2 separate regions of the Homo sapiens genome follow, and region 2 is linked to region 1. Evidence: chromatin loops called from intact Hi-C (ENCODE). Cell type or tissue: GM12878. All regions are shown on one strand. Each heading gives the region's core, and the rest is flanking DNA. Links, peaks and the distances in the headings are about the cores only. Region 1 overlaps AKT3 (AKT serine/threonine kinase 3). Region 2 overlaps AKT3 (AKT serine/threonine kinase 3).

What was found. A loop is a pair of places that touch in the nucleus more often than their neighbours do. Peaks named below come from ENCODE experiments on the same cell type or tissue, not always from the same donor. Only the 100,000 strongest peaks of a DNase experiment are listed, where the experiment ranks them.
Region 2: it touches region 1 in a loop (2.0-fold over the local background); 2 of 110 quality-filtered maps call a loop at or near these places.

Annotation. Positions count from the first base shown.
Region 1 is chr1:243,723,914-243,732,253 of GRCh38, reverse strand. The region is part of intron 2 of AKT3 (AKT serine/threonine kinase 3); the gene reads left to right. Among named protein-coding and RNA genes, the nearest start is that of AKT3-IT1, 66 kb to the left of the region's middle. In GM12878, for the core only: no CTCF peak of the experiment used is centred there; DNase peaks (open chromatin) are centred at 4,143 and 4,493; H3K4me3 peaks cover 844 bases; H3K27ac peaks cover 2,395 bases.
Region 2 is chr1:243,583,575-243,591,914 of GRCh38, reverse strand. All of the region lies in intron 8 of AKT3 (AKT serine/threonine kinase 3), which reads left to right. Among named protein-coding and RNA genes, the nearest start is that of AKT3-IT1, 210 kb to the left of the region's middle. In GM12878, for the core only: no CTCF peak of the experiment used is centred there; DNase peaks (open chromatin) are centred at 2,484 and 3,554; H3K27ac peaks cover 2,235 bases.

The sequences.
Region 1 (8,340 bases), core at 108-8,107:
GAACATCTTAGCTTTTTCTGTTTGGTCCTTGGTTGTCATTGCCCAAGTCCTGACCGTTCTGGGCTCTTGGCTGCAGAGCTTGTGGTTTGCCATCCTGCGTTGGTTGCAAAGGTTGTGGCTCAGAGTTCTGTGGTTATACATGATCTCACTGTTGTCCATTTTATATTCAGCCTCTCAGTGGGTAGTGTTGTTAAGATGAGGCGAAATTTATTTAGAAAAAATATGTAAATCTATATGAGGAACAATATTAAGTAAATAATGTAGATGGCATGTGAATATGACACAAATTGTGAAGGTGGTAAATGAAATTAGGAAGAAAGGAAAAACCGTTACATGGTAATTACATATGAGGCATTTCACTGAGTGTTTTCCCATTTTATTTCATTTTATCCTCTTCAAAGCTCTATAAGTACAATATCATAATCCTGAAATTATAAATGAAGATTCTGAGGGTTAGTGAAGTACATTGGTCCATGGTTGCACAGCTAATAAACAGGAGCTGGAATTCCAACCCAGAGCTTACTGACTTGAGCTTACTGACTTTTGACTCTAAAAAGAGGCACAAACTATTAGTTTACAAATGTGATCATTCCATGAACTGAGATCTTTCAGTGCGTCACTTCTAGTGCCTTCTATTTCTCTTCACAGAACACTCTTTTTGGATAAAGAGGGTTTAAAAAATAATCTCTCTATTGATTTTTAAATAGCTGCGGTGGCTAGCTTCCAAGTCTGCAACTATGTACTTCCTTGTTTCAAGCTGGCCTCACTATGTGTGTAGAGGACGCCTTGGCTTATCCTAGTTACTGTTGCTGTACTGAGACCATCCAGTAAGAGTGACTCAGAGCTTGCCCATTACCTCTTCTTGCCCCTTAGTTCTTGCTGTATATCAAAGCAAGTGTTTTCTAAATTCTTGCAGACTCTTTGTTCTCTATTGCCTTATTATTGGTGATATTGCATGCCATTTATCTTAAACGTATGGATGGTAGAAAACATGAGCTGCTACAACAACATAATATATATCTACAGCAGGCTATTATATATATTTTTTGCTTTCATTTTGGCATGTGGTAGATACTTACATATAAGAGTTTATGCTATGAGCAGAAATAATCGAAATGTCACGGGATCCTTCAGGTGTCACTCTGCCAGCCGGGAACCATTGTGGCCTGTGGCGCCCCTGCTTGAGTTTCACTCACTCCCACTGTGCTCGTTCCACCCACTCAGCCCGGCAGGCTGCACTCAGTTCGCCCAACCCGGATCCCACGCCTGATGAGGGCAAACCAGGCTCAGAGCACTGAAGGGTGTGTGAGAGAGCTAACACAGGGTCCGGCCAGCTGTGGTGGGGCAGGCAGCTCTGGGTGCTGGCAGAGGTGCCGGCTCCTTGCCAGGCTGCAGCTGGAGCAGGCGTACCACACGTAGTTTCTGGTGCAGGTGCTGGTGTCTGGAAAAGGGGGATGCGGTGGCACCTAAAAACTTGGGGACGCCAGCAACTGCAGAGCCTCAAGGAGTGGGTCAGGCGTGCTCTCTCATTCTCTCCACCCGCGGCTCGGCGAGCAGGGGGAGCAGGTTTCAGCTTGTTCAGTCCCACCACCTCACCCCAGCCGGCGGCTCCCAGGCTGGCCCAGCTCCACTGCCACTTCCTGTCACATGGGGCAGCTGCCCAATGCAGGCAGAAGGCAGGAAGGCTATAGTGTTACAGCCCTGGCTTGGGAAATCCTGATGTCTCGGCCCCCAGAAGTGTCACTGCTTTTCACTCCTGCAGTCCAGCAAATGGGAGCATGTCACCACCACAGTTTGGTGAGTTGGCCAGGAAAGTGTTGCAGCCCTTTTCATGCCCACTGTTGGGTGGGTCCCGAATTCTGGTCCTTTGTCCAGGAAGAATGAGGTTACGTGGACAACTGGAAGGTGAGCAAGGTGGAGAAGTTTTACTGAGTAGCAGAACAGCTCAGCAGAGAGGAGACCCAAAGCGGGCAGCTCCTAAGGGTAGTCCTTACTTACCTTGAGTCCAGCTGAAGCTGGGGTTTTTATGGGCTCAAAATGGAGGAAGTGTGTGCTGATTGGTCCCTGGGCAGGAGGAAGTGCGTGCTGAGTGGTCCATGGGTGGACCTGGAAAAAACACCATTTCATTGGCTGAAAGGCGTAAAGGAAATTCTCCCTCCAGGTTGTGGATTCCAGCTAGAAGGAGCAGCCAGGTTTTCAGGCTTCATGCTGTGTGTGCCCTGAAGGTTGGGTTTCACTGGGGACCTGTCCCAATCTGCCTAGGAATTTGTCTGCCTCCTGCCACTATCACAATTTTATTTCTGAAATACACAAATATTTAAAGCTGTTAGGAAGGTGTCAGTAGAGAGACTTGGAAAATACAGGCAAGATGAAAGTAAATTATTCTGGTAATAAAGTGACCCATTCTTATTAGGGAAAATGAAAAATATACATAAAGAAGAACACTGTAATCTATCATTTATTGTCCAGAGATATTACTAATATTTTATGTCTCCTTAATCTTTTGTCTATGCACATATTTTTATTTTTAAAATACAACATTTGGAATTTTATATCTTGCTTTTTTTCTCTTAATATTATGAACGTTTTCCCATATCATTAAGGACTTTTAATAGCATTTTATAATTATTTACCTAACAGTTCTCCCTGATCATTAGACAGTTAAGATAGATTTCAGATCTTTTTTTAAGGTAGATTTTTATGAGTGAAATTACTGGCTCAAAGGATATGGTTACTTTCATGTCTCTTTATAATCTATGAGGTACTTGATTTTTTTCCTGGAAAGGCTGTACCCATTTATGTTCTCACCATATTCTCATGCTTTAAACTCAGTGCATATGCTCTTATTTTCACTAGTATTTTGAATTCCACCCTTTTAATCTTTTCAAAATCTCAAATCATTACCTCTCTTGTATTACCAGTCTCTCCCTCTCTGCTTTATCATTCACACCGGCATATAAAGGTGCAATAGTATCTTCCATCCTAAAAAGAAAAGCCCCCTCTTGACATATTGCTTCCCATTCTGCTACTGCCTCTATTTCTGCTTCTCTTTTAATAAAATTTTATTGCATGGTTTGTCCACACTGGCATCTTTCATATTCTCACCTTGTAGTTAATTTTCTGCCCTAAACTCTAGTTTATTTGGATTTCTTACTCCTCTGAAGAGTCTAGTAAAAATCATTGACATCCGCGTGAACATTTTTCTCTTTCTTTTTCTCCATCTCTTAATATCATTCAGCACAAGTAGCAACTCAATTCTTGAAACCCAACCTTGGTTTCTCCTAACTCATTGGCTCTTCCTTTCTGATCTTGTATCAGTTCTTGATACACTACCTGATGCCTACTTATTGGAGGGCCATGTGACTCCATGGAGGACTCCTTTCCCTAAGGAAAAACTAAGTTTCCCTGAAGTCCTTTTTGTCTCTAATAACTTTTTACCTCTTCTGGGATGTCTGGCATATGACTCTTGCCTTAGAGTCCATAGACTGCAAATGAGTTTGTGCTTTTAATGACACGTACTTTAAAACTCATTGATCTTAGTTTTATTAAGTCTTTAGATTTTTGAAAATTTTCTTTCAAGTGGTTATTCTTTGAAATCGTGAAGAACTGACAGCATATGACCAGACAGTTTTTCTACAAAAGCATTGGGATTGCCTGTCCTGTCCTATCTGTTCCCATAAAGTTTTAGGTGAAATACAAAGGTTTATGATCTAAATTCACAATTGCTAGTATGATGCATTAGCACACCATAAGTTCACAGTACTCTTTGCACTATATTCCTGAATGATTAAAACTTACAGCTGGCATAGTATCAAGTGCTGGCTGCCCAAGTGTCTCCCTCACAACCTATAGATAGAGTTTATTGCCTGTCACAGAAAGGGAGTACACCACCTGGTTAGAACTTTGGCGGTTTCTTGGAGGGAAGAAAGCAAGGATAGTATGTACTGAGAATCAAAGTTTGGTTGAGGTTGAGTGAATACTGGGTGTGTGTGTGTGTTTGATTAAAATTGGATGATGACCATTATGCAACAGCAAGGGATTCAAAAAATCTTACATACTGTTGGGGCTTTCTATTGAATCGTTGATGCGTGTTTCAGGAGTTTGCTGTGATGAACAATCAAACCGTTTGCCAGGGTGAGGCTCTCCCTGAATAGTCAAGTCATGTTAACGTACACTGTGAGTTGTTTAGGGAGTTGATAGTTTTAGTCTTCAAGTTGTATGTGGTTTCTGTTAAACTATTAATGTCATAGGACTACAACATACTACTTCAAGCTCTTAAAATGGCTTTCCCTTATTTTTGAGAGATGTAGCTGAGTGCTGCTTATAGTCAGGTCAATTCTTATAAAACACCAACATCCCTCTATGCCTAAATATCAAATCAGTGTTATAATTATTTTTTTAAACTAAGATTATATCAAATTTTTTAGTTTGATACTTACAAAATAGTTATGATGCTTTTTTTTCTTGGTTCTCTTTTTTTCTTTGCTAGAAAGACTTTGAACTATAAGGATGGAGGTTCCTTTTCTGCAGACTTAAGAAAGAGGATGTGAAACTTGGTGTCATGAGTTCTAAATACCTCAAGTTATTGTTGCAAGAATAGGGTTTTCAGTTTTGCAATTTCAGCCTATAAATTACAATGAAGAGTAAGAGTCCTTATAATAATAAACTTTTGGGGCTGGGAGCAGTGGCTGACACCTGTAATCCTGGCAATTTGGGAGGCTGAGGTGGGAGGATCATTTGAGGCCAAGAGTTCTAGACCTTCCTGGGCAACATAGCAAGACCCTATCTCCACAAAAAGTGAACAAAATTAGCCACGCATGGTAGTGCATGCCTGAAGTCCCAGCTACTTGGGAGGATTGCTTGAGTCAGGAGGTCAAGGCTGTGTTGAGCTGAGATTGTACCATCGCACTCCAGCCTGGGCAACAGAGCAAGACCCTGTCTCAATCAATCAATCAATCAATCAACTAACTTACTTTTGGTATTGTATGCTGATTTATGAAGGTTGAACCTAGGATTAAATGTTGTCTTTTGTCTGCCCTTTATTTTTCTTCCCTTAACAGATGCCATGTTGAGCTGCCTTGTCCTGATTTTGACCCACAATGTGTATTCAGCCTCAGCACTTATTATGTAGGTTAGGCTCCTTTTAAATGTTAATGTTTCACATTTATGCTTGTGTGAATTGCTCATTTTCTGTCATAACCTGGGGGTATGGAAGGAATCTGTTGAAGACCAAGGAGGTGGGCTTTACCACAATACTGACATCTCTTCTCAGCTCAGGCAGGGAGCCTTGGCTAGGCCACCTATTGCCACTGCCTAAGTAGAAGGTGATTGGCAGAATCTTATCTGCTTTGCTTTGACTTTTCATTGCCAGAGTTTGTTGAAGGATGCCAGATGTTTGGGAAAACAAGTTTCTTTTTGCTTTCTATCCCTATTCTTGCCAAATTCTTACCTGTTTTTTCATGAGGATGCCCTGGCTTGCAAGAAAAAGCAAGAAAAATAAAAACATAAGTTTGATTCTTAATTTGAGCATTCTGACCCATTTTCAGCTTTATATATCCTTGGTCCATTTTTCTTCCTGTTATTTTGACAACTCTCATGGCTGTGGGACTGAGTGCTTGTTCATAGATAAATGTTAACTTTCTTTTGGGTTGAAAAAGAGAATATTGGTTGCTAAGTTGAGCAACCACAGACTGAGATTTTCAGAAAATTGACAACTTCTTTTGAGAATTTACCTGTTGTAAGTTATAGAAACTGAACTTAAATATTACCAAACAACCATATTAAATATTTGCCATATTTTAGATTGTTCCCTGCATTAATTGAGTTCACTTTATAGGTGTAAAATATTTTTATATTTAGTAAGCAGATCAAATAATATTAACCCCACAACTTTTTCCCACACGTTAAAAAACACCTGACTCTTCATCCAGATAATTTTTCCAGATTTCACCACTGGAATTTACTTATACATCCTTTAATACCTAAATAATCAGTCTTGTTCTGATATTATCTGCCTTTCGTAAATAATTGAAATGGATTTGGCTTACATATTGGGGCGTGGGTTAACCTCCAGTTGGAATTCTAAATTTATCAAACTTAAGATCTGTTAAAATGCCCAGCAACAGAATAATTAAAACAGATTTGAAAAGATGAGTAGCACCCACCAGCATACTAGACATTAATGTTGGAGGTATGAAATTCCAGACATTAATGTTGGAGGCATGAAATTCCAGAGCTGCCTGCACTAGGCCTTTATGAGAACTAACCTTTTAAAAAGGCCAGTAGCTTTCCTAGTCTTCTACGAAGTGCCAGATAGATGAGTGAATGTGTATAAACACCTTTCTGTGTGTACTTTTTAGCTATTACTTTGAAAATTGTAACAACATATATATTGCTTATCCATTTTGAATCAACTGTGACATCTTTTAGCCATGTATATGTGGCATATGTATTGTTTTCATTAAATCGTCGAAATTATATAAGCCAGTTACCACTTTTCACTAATTTTTTTTGGCAATGGTATTTTGGAAGAATTAAATATATTTGAACTGTATATTGAAGTAGTCAAAGTGACCTTCAAAAGGAATGTAATGATCTTAAATATAATATTTTATCTTATTTAGTTGTCACAAGGACCTTATTTCTGTGGTTATGCCCCCGACCCTTAACCCTTGCAAATCTCCGTATGCAGTGAGCAGTGTTACTGCTGGAGTATATTATTCTTGTCTCTGAAGTAGAGACACAAAAAAGGCTGAGTTCTGTTCTGTTATTCTGCTAGATTGGTCACATATTCCTGGAGAGTGGTGTTATAATTTTTTTTCCTGCATCTTTGCAGATAGCACAGTGCCCCCATGGAATACTTCACTCACTCTAGTCACTGGTGAAGTCCTACTCATCAACCCTTCAAGTTATAGCTCAAGTTTCACCTCTTGTATCTTGTCTTCCCTTGTCACCATTTGAAAGTAAACTCTTCCTTCTGAAACTGTCAACACTTTCCAGAACTTTTCTTACTGCCCTTATTGCAGTTTCATTTCTTTTTCTCTTTTTTTTTTTCTTTAAAGACAAGGCTCGCTCTGTCTCTGAGGCTGGAATGCAGTGGCCTTATCATAGCTCACTGCATCCTCAAACTCCTGGGCTCAAGCTAACCTCCCGAGTAGCTAGAACTACGGGCATGCATCATCATGCCAGGCTAATTTAATTTTTTTTTTTTTTTGGTCTAGACAAGGTCTTGCTATGTTGCCGAGGCTGGTCCTGGACTCCTGGCCTCAAGTGATCCTCCTACCTCAGCCTCCCAAAGTTCTGGGATTATAGGTGTGAGCCACTGTGCCCAACCCTACTTTTGTTTCTTGTGTACCTGATTTTTCTTCTATATTGTAGGATATTTTATAACAATAGTTGCCTTTTCTTCATCTTTTTTCCCTCAGAAACTGGAAAGTATTTTGTTGGCCAGAGATCTGAATGATTTAAGAATGATTTTAGTTTAAAATTCAGTTTTTTCTCCCAGGAGATACTGAGCTCTTAAATTAGTATTTCTTAAAGGGAGGGCAATAGTCCACCTGTATTAGAACCCCCTTAATCCTTGGTAAAAGTGTAGTTTTCCAGAAAATGAAATTAGAACTTGTGGGTCTGGATCCCAGAAGATGGATGCATTTGTATTAAGTGCCATGGTAAGTCATATTTACACAAAAACTGAAGATTCATTCCCTTAAATTATTATGGAAATAAATAAACATTAAGATACCATAAGTCTTATAATGTAGGAAAAAATTCCTTACTTTTGCATTTGAAAAAAATATGCTTTTGAAAACTAAATTCCTTATTGATTCTCTGTTTTTGGTCTTGATTACTGATTTGCTCACCTAATAGTTCTCTAATGTATGTAGGTTTAAGGAACTAAAAATAGAGATATTACTGACTGAACTAGTTAGTATGTAAAGTAGAAAATGGTACAACTGCATACTCAGTAACGGGTAGTTTTACCTTTTTCTGGATTCTTTTTTTTTTTTTTCCCCTCAATTTTTCTAGATTTTGGCCTACCTTGTATTATCTTGTTTGTTTGGTGTTAACTTTTTCTTTTGAGGACTGCAGGGATGACAGTCTTGTTTTCCTCTCCTGTATCACACAGCATTGTTACAGTGGCTCAGAAAAGCATTTCTGAATACTTTGAGGATTATTTATGTTTGTTATAAAATGAAATTTGTTGTTTCTGACTCGGAAAATAAGGATATAAATTTCATAGGAATGCATTTTAAATGAAGTTTCTTGAGAGAGACAGCTTTAACTTGAATTTTGCAGCAGCATCTAAAACGAAGCCAATGAAAACACCTTTTTTTCCCCAGA
Region 2 (8,340 bases), core at 171-8,170, 140 kb after region 1:
TAGACATCTTGATGTTATCCCACTGTTTACTAATGTTCTCTTCTTTTTTTCAGTCTTTTCTCTGTCTTTAATTTTGGGTTTTTCCCCCTGTGTCTTTAAGTTTACTAATACTTTCTTCTCCAGTGTCTAGTAACATCTAGTATATTTTTTATTTCAGACATTTTCATCTCTTGAAGTTTGATTTGGGACTTTTTTTTTCATCTTCATCTTATGTGCTTCCCTCTACCTTTTGAACTTTTATATTTTCAACAGCTATTTTTTATATTTTCAACGGCTAATTTATTATGGTATTCGTGTAATTATATCTTATGTGTCATTTTCTCAGTCTGTTTCTATTCATTGATTAGTCTCCTGATTATAGGTTATTATTTTCCTGTTTCTTTTTATGTCCGTTAATTTTTTATTGGATGCCAGACATTGAATTTTACATTGTCAGATGCTGGAAGTTTGGGGATTAAAAAATATATTTAGGCATTATTCTTATGTATAAACAGTATGATCCTATCAGTGCTTGCTTTTAAGCTTAGTAAGACTGGTCTGGAATATCCTTTGCTCTAGCACTAACACGGCTGCACTATTGAGGCAGTATTTTTTTAAAACTCTGTTAGATGCCATAGTTTTTAGGAGATCTTTCTATTTTGCCATGTGAGAACATGAAATATTTTTGCCTTTCTGTTAGCCTGGTGATTGTTTCATCTGGTCCTTTTCAGTGGCTCTTTCCGTAGCTTTTCCCCACATACAGGTGCTGCTCAATGAGACTCCGAGGCAATCCATTGTAGATCTCTCGAGCTCTGTCTTTGGTACTGTCTTCTGTCTAGTTACCTGTCTCATGAATTCTAGATACCTTGGTCTCCCCAGTCTCTGAACTCAGTATCATTAAATCAAGGATCCTCGTAGGCTCTTTTTGTTTTGTTTTGTTTTCCTCTCCCTGTGTTACAGCCTGGACATTGTTTCTAGGTATCCAGCTGGAGTAATCATAACTATCACCTTATTCATTTCCCTTTTCTCCTGGGCAACTGTAGATCTGTGCATTTAGTTATTTATCCAATTTTAGAAAATTTCAGCCATTCTTTTTCAAATGTCTTTCTCCTTTCAGTAATTTATATTACACATGTGTTAGATTCATTGATACTGTCCAACAGGTCACTGAGGCTTTTTTTTCCCAGTTGTAATTTATATCGATTCTTTAGCTATGATTTCACATTCAGAAGTCCTTTCTCTTTCAGTGTCGAATCTGTTAATTCCATCTAGTGAATTTTTTATTTTAGATGTTGTTTGTTTTATCTCTACAGTCTCATTTGTTTCTATTTCCCTTTATCTCTTCTTTATGTTCATGTACTATTTTGAAGTCAGTATCTATTAATTCCATCATCTCTGATTTTTAGGTATGTTTCTAATGACTGATTTTTCTCTTGGTTATAGGTCATATTTTCTTGCATCTTGTCATGTTTAGTAAACGTTGATTGGATGCTAAATCATTTGTTCTTGGGGGTTTCTTTTTTTAATTTATTTCTTCTTGGCTTTATTGAGGTATAATGAACAAATAAAATTGTATAAATTTTAGGTATACAGTGTAGTGATTTGATACGTGTATGTATTGTGAAAGGATTGCCACAATTGAATTAGTGAATACGTCTGTCACCTATCAGTTACCTTTGTCTGTGTGTGATGAGAATACCTAAGACCTACTCTCTTAGCAAATTTTAAATATACAGTACAGTATCATTAACTATAGTCATGATGCTGTACATTAAATCCCCAGAACTTACCCGTAACTGGAAGTTTGTACCATTTGACAAGTATCTCCCCATTTTACTTACCTCCCTACCCCAGCTCCTGGCAACCATCATTCTACTTTCTGTTTCTGTGAGTTTGATTCTTTTAGATTCCCCATATAAGTGGATCATACAGTATTTGTCATCCCTGACTTATTTTACTTAACATAATGCCCTTGAGGTTCATCCATGTTGTCACAAATGGTAGGACTTCCTTCTTTTTATGGCTGAATAATATTCCATTGTATAAATATACCACATTTTCATTATCCATTTATCTGCTGATAGATGTTGCTTCTTCATATCCAAGAAATCTATATATATAGAGTGTTTCCATTCTTGGAATAGAGATACCTGCAGTCCTGCCTTAATTACAGTGAATAATGCTACAGTGTATGTGGGAGTACAGATATCTATTTGAAATATTGATGTCATTTCCTTCAGATAGATATATATACCTAGAAGTGAGATTGCAGGATTATGTGATAGTTCTATTTTTCGTTTCTTATGGAGCCTCCATACTGTTTTCCATAATGGCTATACCAATTTACATTCCCACCAACAGTGCACAAGGGTTCCCTTTTCTCCACATCCTCACCAGCACTTGCTATCTCATCTTTTTTATAATAGCCATCCTAACAGGTGTGTGGTAATATCTCATTGTGGTTTTGATTTGCATTTCTCTGTTGACTAGTGATCTATCTTGAGCACCTTTTCATGTATCTGCTGGCCACGTGTATATTTTCTTTGAAAAGTATATTCAGGTCCTTTCCCTATTTTTTGATCAGATTTTTTTTCTTTTTTCTTTTTTTTTCTTTTTTTTTTTTTTTTTTGAGATGGAGTTTTGCTCGTGTTGCCTAGGTTGGAGTGCAGTGGCACAATCTCGGCTCACTGCAACCTCTGCCTCCCGGGTTCAAGCGATTCTCCTGCCTCAGCTTTCCGAGTAGCTGGGATTACAGGTGCCTGCCACCACGCCTGGCTGATTTTTGTATTTTTAGTAGAGACGGGGTTTCACCATGTTGGTCAGGCTGGTCTCAAATTCCTGACCTCATGATCCATCCTCCTCAGCCTCTCAAAGTGCTGGGATTGCAGGCGTGAGCCACTGTGCCCAGCCGAGTTTTGTATATATTTGGGATATTGACCTCTTATCAGATATATTATTTGCAAGTATTTTCTCCCATTCCATAGGTTTTTGACTCTGTTGATTGTTTTCTTTGCTTCACATAAGCAAAGAGATAAATAGTAGTCCCACCTATTTATCTCTGCCTTTGTTGCTTGTGCTTTTGGTGTCATATCCAAGAAATACTTGCCAAGACCAATATCAAGGAGGTTTTTTTGGTATGTTTTCTTCTAGGAGTTTTATAGTTTCAGGTCTTACGTTTAAGTTTTTAATCCATTTTGAGTTGGTTTTTTGATATGATGAAAGATAAGACTCCATTACATTCTTTTGCATGTGTATATCCAGTTTTCCTAGCACTATTTATTGAAGAGATTGTTCTTTCTCCCTTATGTATTTTCAGTACCCTTGTCAAATGTTTGTTGACCATATAGGCATGGATTTATTTTTGGCTTTTGATTCTCTTCCATTGATTAGATAATTTGAGTTTTACGTGAGTTACTGGATTTTGTTTTCTTCTGTCAGAGTGTTAGTTTTTATTCTGGAAGGCAGTATTTACAAATATGATTGATATTTCAGTATTGATGTTAGCTTTGTTCGTGTAAGTTCAGGTTTCACTCTGACTCTTGAGATATCTACTGAATGCCTGAGAGTTCAGTAATGACTCTTCTCTGACTGCCTAAAAATTGAATGTCTCTCAGCTCTGCGTGAGCTCTAAGAGCTACTACATATTTACAGCTTTCCTTTCCTTCTCTGCTTGTCCTCATAAAGTTAAACCCTACACATGCATTGCTTAGTATTCAACTGCAGACTCAACTGTGCAGATTCTGTATAGCTTCCTCCTCATTAGTGTTCTGTCCTGCAAATGCCATCTACCTCATCATCCTCAAAATCTGATGTTTATCTTTTCAGCAGTGAAACCCTTGAATTAGGTTTGTGATTTTTCTTCCTCAATAATGTGTCAGAAAGTGCCCCCAGACAAAAGGTGGATAATCATATGGCTCACCTCATTTGTTTCTGTTGTAACAGGTACCATCGTCATGCACTTCCTCTTGTCCAGTATCTAATGAGAGTTCTTTTATATATTTGCTCAGTTTTCATCTTCTGTTTTAGATATGCCCATCAAATGTTTAGGGCAGTTGGGTAAGTTCAGTCCTGTTGACTTTTCACTCATATATTCTGGTTCTTAACTAGTAGTTAACTAAAAAATATAAAAAATTTGAAATTTAAAATACTAAAAAATCTGAAATTTATCGTATTATATTGTGAGGTAAAAATCTAATTTTTCTTCAACCTGGTTGGAAGGCCGTTTTCACATTTTTCTCAATGTATATACTTCTGAAAATATCCTTGTGTAGAAGATGGCTTCTATATTTTTATGTATGTATGTATGTATTTATGTATGTATTTTTGAGACGGAGTCTTGCCCTGTCACCTGGGCTGGAGTGCAGTGGTGCAGTCTCGGCTTACTGCAAGCTCCACCTCCCGGGTTCAACCAATTCTTGTGCCTCAGCCTCCTGAGTAGCTGGGATTACAGCGCCCGCCACCATGCCCAGCTATTTTTGTGTGCTTTTGGTAGGGACGGGGTTTCGCTGTGTTGCCAGGGCTGGTTTCGAATTCTTGAGCTCAGGCAATCTGCCAGTCTCGGCCTCCCAAAGTGCTAGGATTACAGGCGTGAGCCACTGTACCCAGCGTATATTTTTATTTTTTAAGGAAATTTCTAGGAGAGCAACTACCGAACTTTAAAAATTATCTTGCTATCTATTGCCAGATTGTTTTGCAAAGACTGTCTGTTTACATACTAGCCACCAGTGTATAAAGATGCTTATCTCACCTCACTTTCACTGACAATACTAATTTTTCATAAATTTAAAATTGCCCTTTTTTAAGTTTTGTCTCTGTTACATTGATTATTACAAGGTGGCCTATGTTCATATACATTAATAATTTGTAGCCCTCTCAGGTTAATTGTACCTTTACCCAATTTTTTGTGTTTTAGTCTTTTAATTTTTTTTTATATTAAGAATATGAGCTTTGTCACATGTTATAAATACTCCATTTTATTTCTATCTTTGCTACTTTATATGGCTAAATCTACTGGATTTTCCCTTCATTATTCCATTTCTTTTTTATTTTTTTCAACTTTTATTTTAAATTCAAGAAGGTACTTGTGCAGGTTTGTTACCTGGGTATATGGCCATGATGCTGAGGTTTGGCATACAAATGATCCCATGATCAGGTACTGAGCATGGTACCCAACAGTTAATTTTTCCACCCTTTTTAACCCCTCCCCTCCTCTAGTAGTTTCCAGTTTCTATAGTTACCATATTTATGTCCATGAGTACCAATTGATTAGCTCCTACTTATAAGCAAGAGCAAGCAGTATTTGGTTTTCTGTTCCTGTGTTAATTCACTCCGGATAATGGCCTCCAGCTGCATCCATGTTGCTGCAAAGGACCGGATTTTGTTCTTTTTACGACTGCATAGTATTCCATGGCATATATATATATACACCACATTTTCTTAATCCGGTCTATCCATGTCTTTGCTGTTGTGAATAGTTCTGCAATGAACATGCAAGTGCCTGTGTCTACTTTATAGAACAATTTGTTTTCTTTTGGGTACACACTCAGTAATGTGATTGCTGGGTCAAATGGTAGCTTTATTTTAAGTTCTTTGAAAAATCTCAGAATTGGTTTCCATAGTGGCTGAATTAATGTACATTCCCACCAACAGTGTTACAAGCATCCCCTTTTCTCTGCAGCCTTGTCAACATGTTATTGTACTATTAGACCGATTATTGTTTGACATTTTAATGGCAGCCATTCTGACTGGTATGAGATGATATCTCATTGTGGTTTTGATTTACATTTCCCTGAAGATTAGTGATGTGCAGCATTTTTCATATTTGGTGGCTGCTTGTATGTCTTCTTTTGAGAAATGTCTGTTCATGTCATTTGCTCATTTTTTATTGGGTTACTTGTGTTTAGCTTGTTCAATTGTTTAACTTTCTTATACACTTTGGATATTAGACCTTTGTCAGATAGTTTATGAATATTTTATCCCATTCTGTAGGTTTACCCTGTTGATAGTTTCTTTTGCTGTACAGATTCTCTTTAGTGTAATTAGGTCTCACTTGTCGATTTTTGGTTTTGTTCAATTGCTATCGAGGACTTAGTCATATAATTTTTTCCAGTGCCAATGTCAAGAATGGTGTTTCTTAGATTTTCTTCTAGGATTCTTATAGTTTGAGGTTTTACGTTTAAATCTTTAACCAATATTGAGTTAATTTTTGTATATGGTAAAAGATAGGGGTCCAGTTTCATTCCTCTGCGTATGGCTCACCAGCTGTCGAAGCACCATATATTGAATAAGGAGTCCTTTCCCCATTGCTTATTTTTGTCAGCCTTGCCAAAGATTAGATTATTGTAGGTGGCTGGCTTTATTTCTGGGCTCTCTATTATGTTCCATTGGCCTTTGTGTCTGTTTTTTTACAGTACCATGCTGTTTTGGTTGCTGTAGCTTTATAGTATGGTTCGAAGGCAGGTAATTTGATACCTCTAGCTTTCTTCTTTTTGATTAGGATTGCTTTGGCTATTCTGGCTCTTTTTTGGTTTCTTGTTAATTTTGTAGTTTTTTTTTTCCAGTTCTGTGAAAAATGATGTTGGTAGTTTGGTAGGTATAGCCTTGAATCTGTAGATTGCTTTGGGCAGGGAAATATGGCTATTTTACTGATATTGATTCTTCCAGTCCCTGAGCATGGAACGTTTTTTCATTTGTTTGTGTCATGTATGATTTCTTTTAACGGTGTCTTGTAGTTCTCCTTGTAATGATCTTTTACCTTCTTGGTTAGATGTATTCCTGGATTTTTTTGTGTGTGTGGCTATTGTAAATGATTTGGCTCTCAGCTTGGATGTTATCAGTATATAGAAATGCTACTGATTTTTGTACATTGATTTTCTCTCCTGAAACCTTGCAAAAATCATTTATCAGTTCTAATAGCCTTTTGGTGGAGCCCTTAGGGTTTCCTGAGTATCGAATCATTATCAGTAAAGAGAGATAGTTATACTTTTTCTTTGCCTATTAGGATGCCTTTTTATTTCTTTCTTTTACCTGATTTTCTCTGGCTAGCACTCTCCACTAATATATTGACTAGGAGTGGTGAGAGGGGGCATCCATATCTTGTTCCAGTTCTCAAGGGGAATGCTTCCAGTTTTTGCCTGTTCAGTATGATGTTGGCTGTGGGTTTGTCATAGATGGTGCTTATTATTTTCAGGTATGTTCCTTTGATGCCTAGTTTGTTGAGGGTTTTTATCATAAAGTGATGTTGGATTTCATTGAAAGCTAATTTGGTTTATGTGGTGAATCACATTTATTGATTTGTATATGTTGAACCACCCTTGCATCCCAGGAATGATGCCTACTTGATCATGGTGAATTAACTTTTTGATGTGTTTTTCAATTCAGTTTGCTAGTATTTTGTTGAGGATTTTTGCACCTGTGTTCATCAGGGATATAGTCCTGTGATTTTCTTTCTTCATTGTGTCTTTGCCAGGTTTTGGTATCAGGATGTTACTGGCTTTGTAAAATCATTTTTTTGGAATAGTTTCAGTAGAATTTATACCACCTCTTCCTTGTACCTTACATAGAATTCAACTGTGAATCCGTCTTGTTTGGGACTTTTTTGGTTGGTAGGTTTTTTTTATTACTGACTCAGTTTTGGAACTCGATATTAGTCTGTACAGTGTGTCAATTTGTTCCTCATTCAGTCTTGGTAAATTGTGTGTTTCCAGGAATTTATCCATTTCCTCTAGATTTTCTTGTTTGTATGTATAGACACATAGCCTCTGAGGACCTTTCGTATTCCTGTGGGATAAGTTGTAATGTAATCTTTGTCATTTCTAATTGTGGTTATTTATATCTTCTCTCTTTTCCTTTGTTAATCTCACTAGCAGTCTAGCAATCTTCTTTATCCTTTCAAAGAACCAACTTTTGGCTTCATCATTTCATTATGTGGATTTTTAGGTCTTAATTTCGTTCCATTCTGCTCTGATTTTAGTTATTTTTTTTTCTTCTGCTAGCTTATGGGTTAGTTTGTTCTTGTTTTCCTGGTTCCTCTAGATGTGATGTTAGAGTATTAATTTGAGATCTTTCTAATGTTTTGAGGTAGGCATTTAGTGCTTTCAACTTTCCTCTTAACACTGCTTTTGCTGCGTCCCTGGAATTTTGGTGTGTTGTGTACCTATTTTCATTTATTTCAAATACTATTTTTATTTCTGCCTTGATTTTGTTGTTTACCCAGAAGACATTCAGGAGCAAGTTGTTTAATTTTCATGTAACTGTATGGTTTTGAGATACCTTCTTGGTATTGATTTCTGTTTTTATTCCACTGTGGTCCAAGATTATGGTTAGTATGATTTCAGGGTTTTTTTGTTTGTTTTTCTTTTT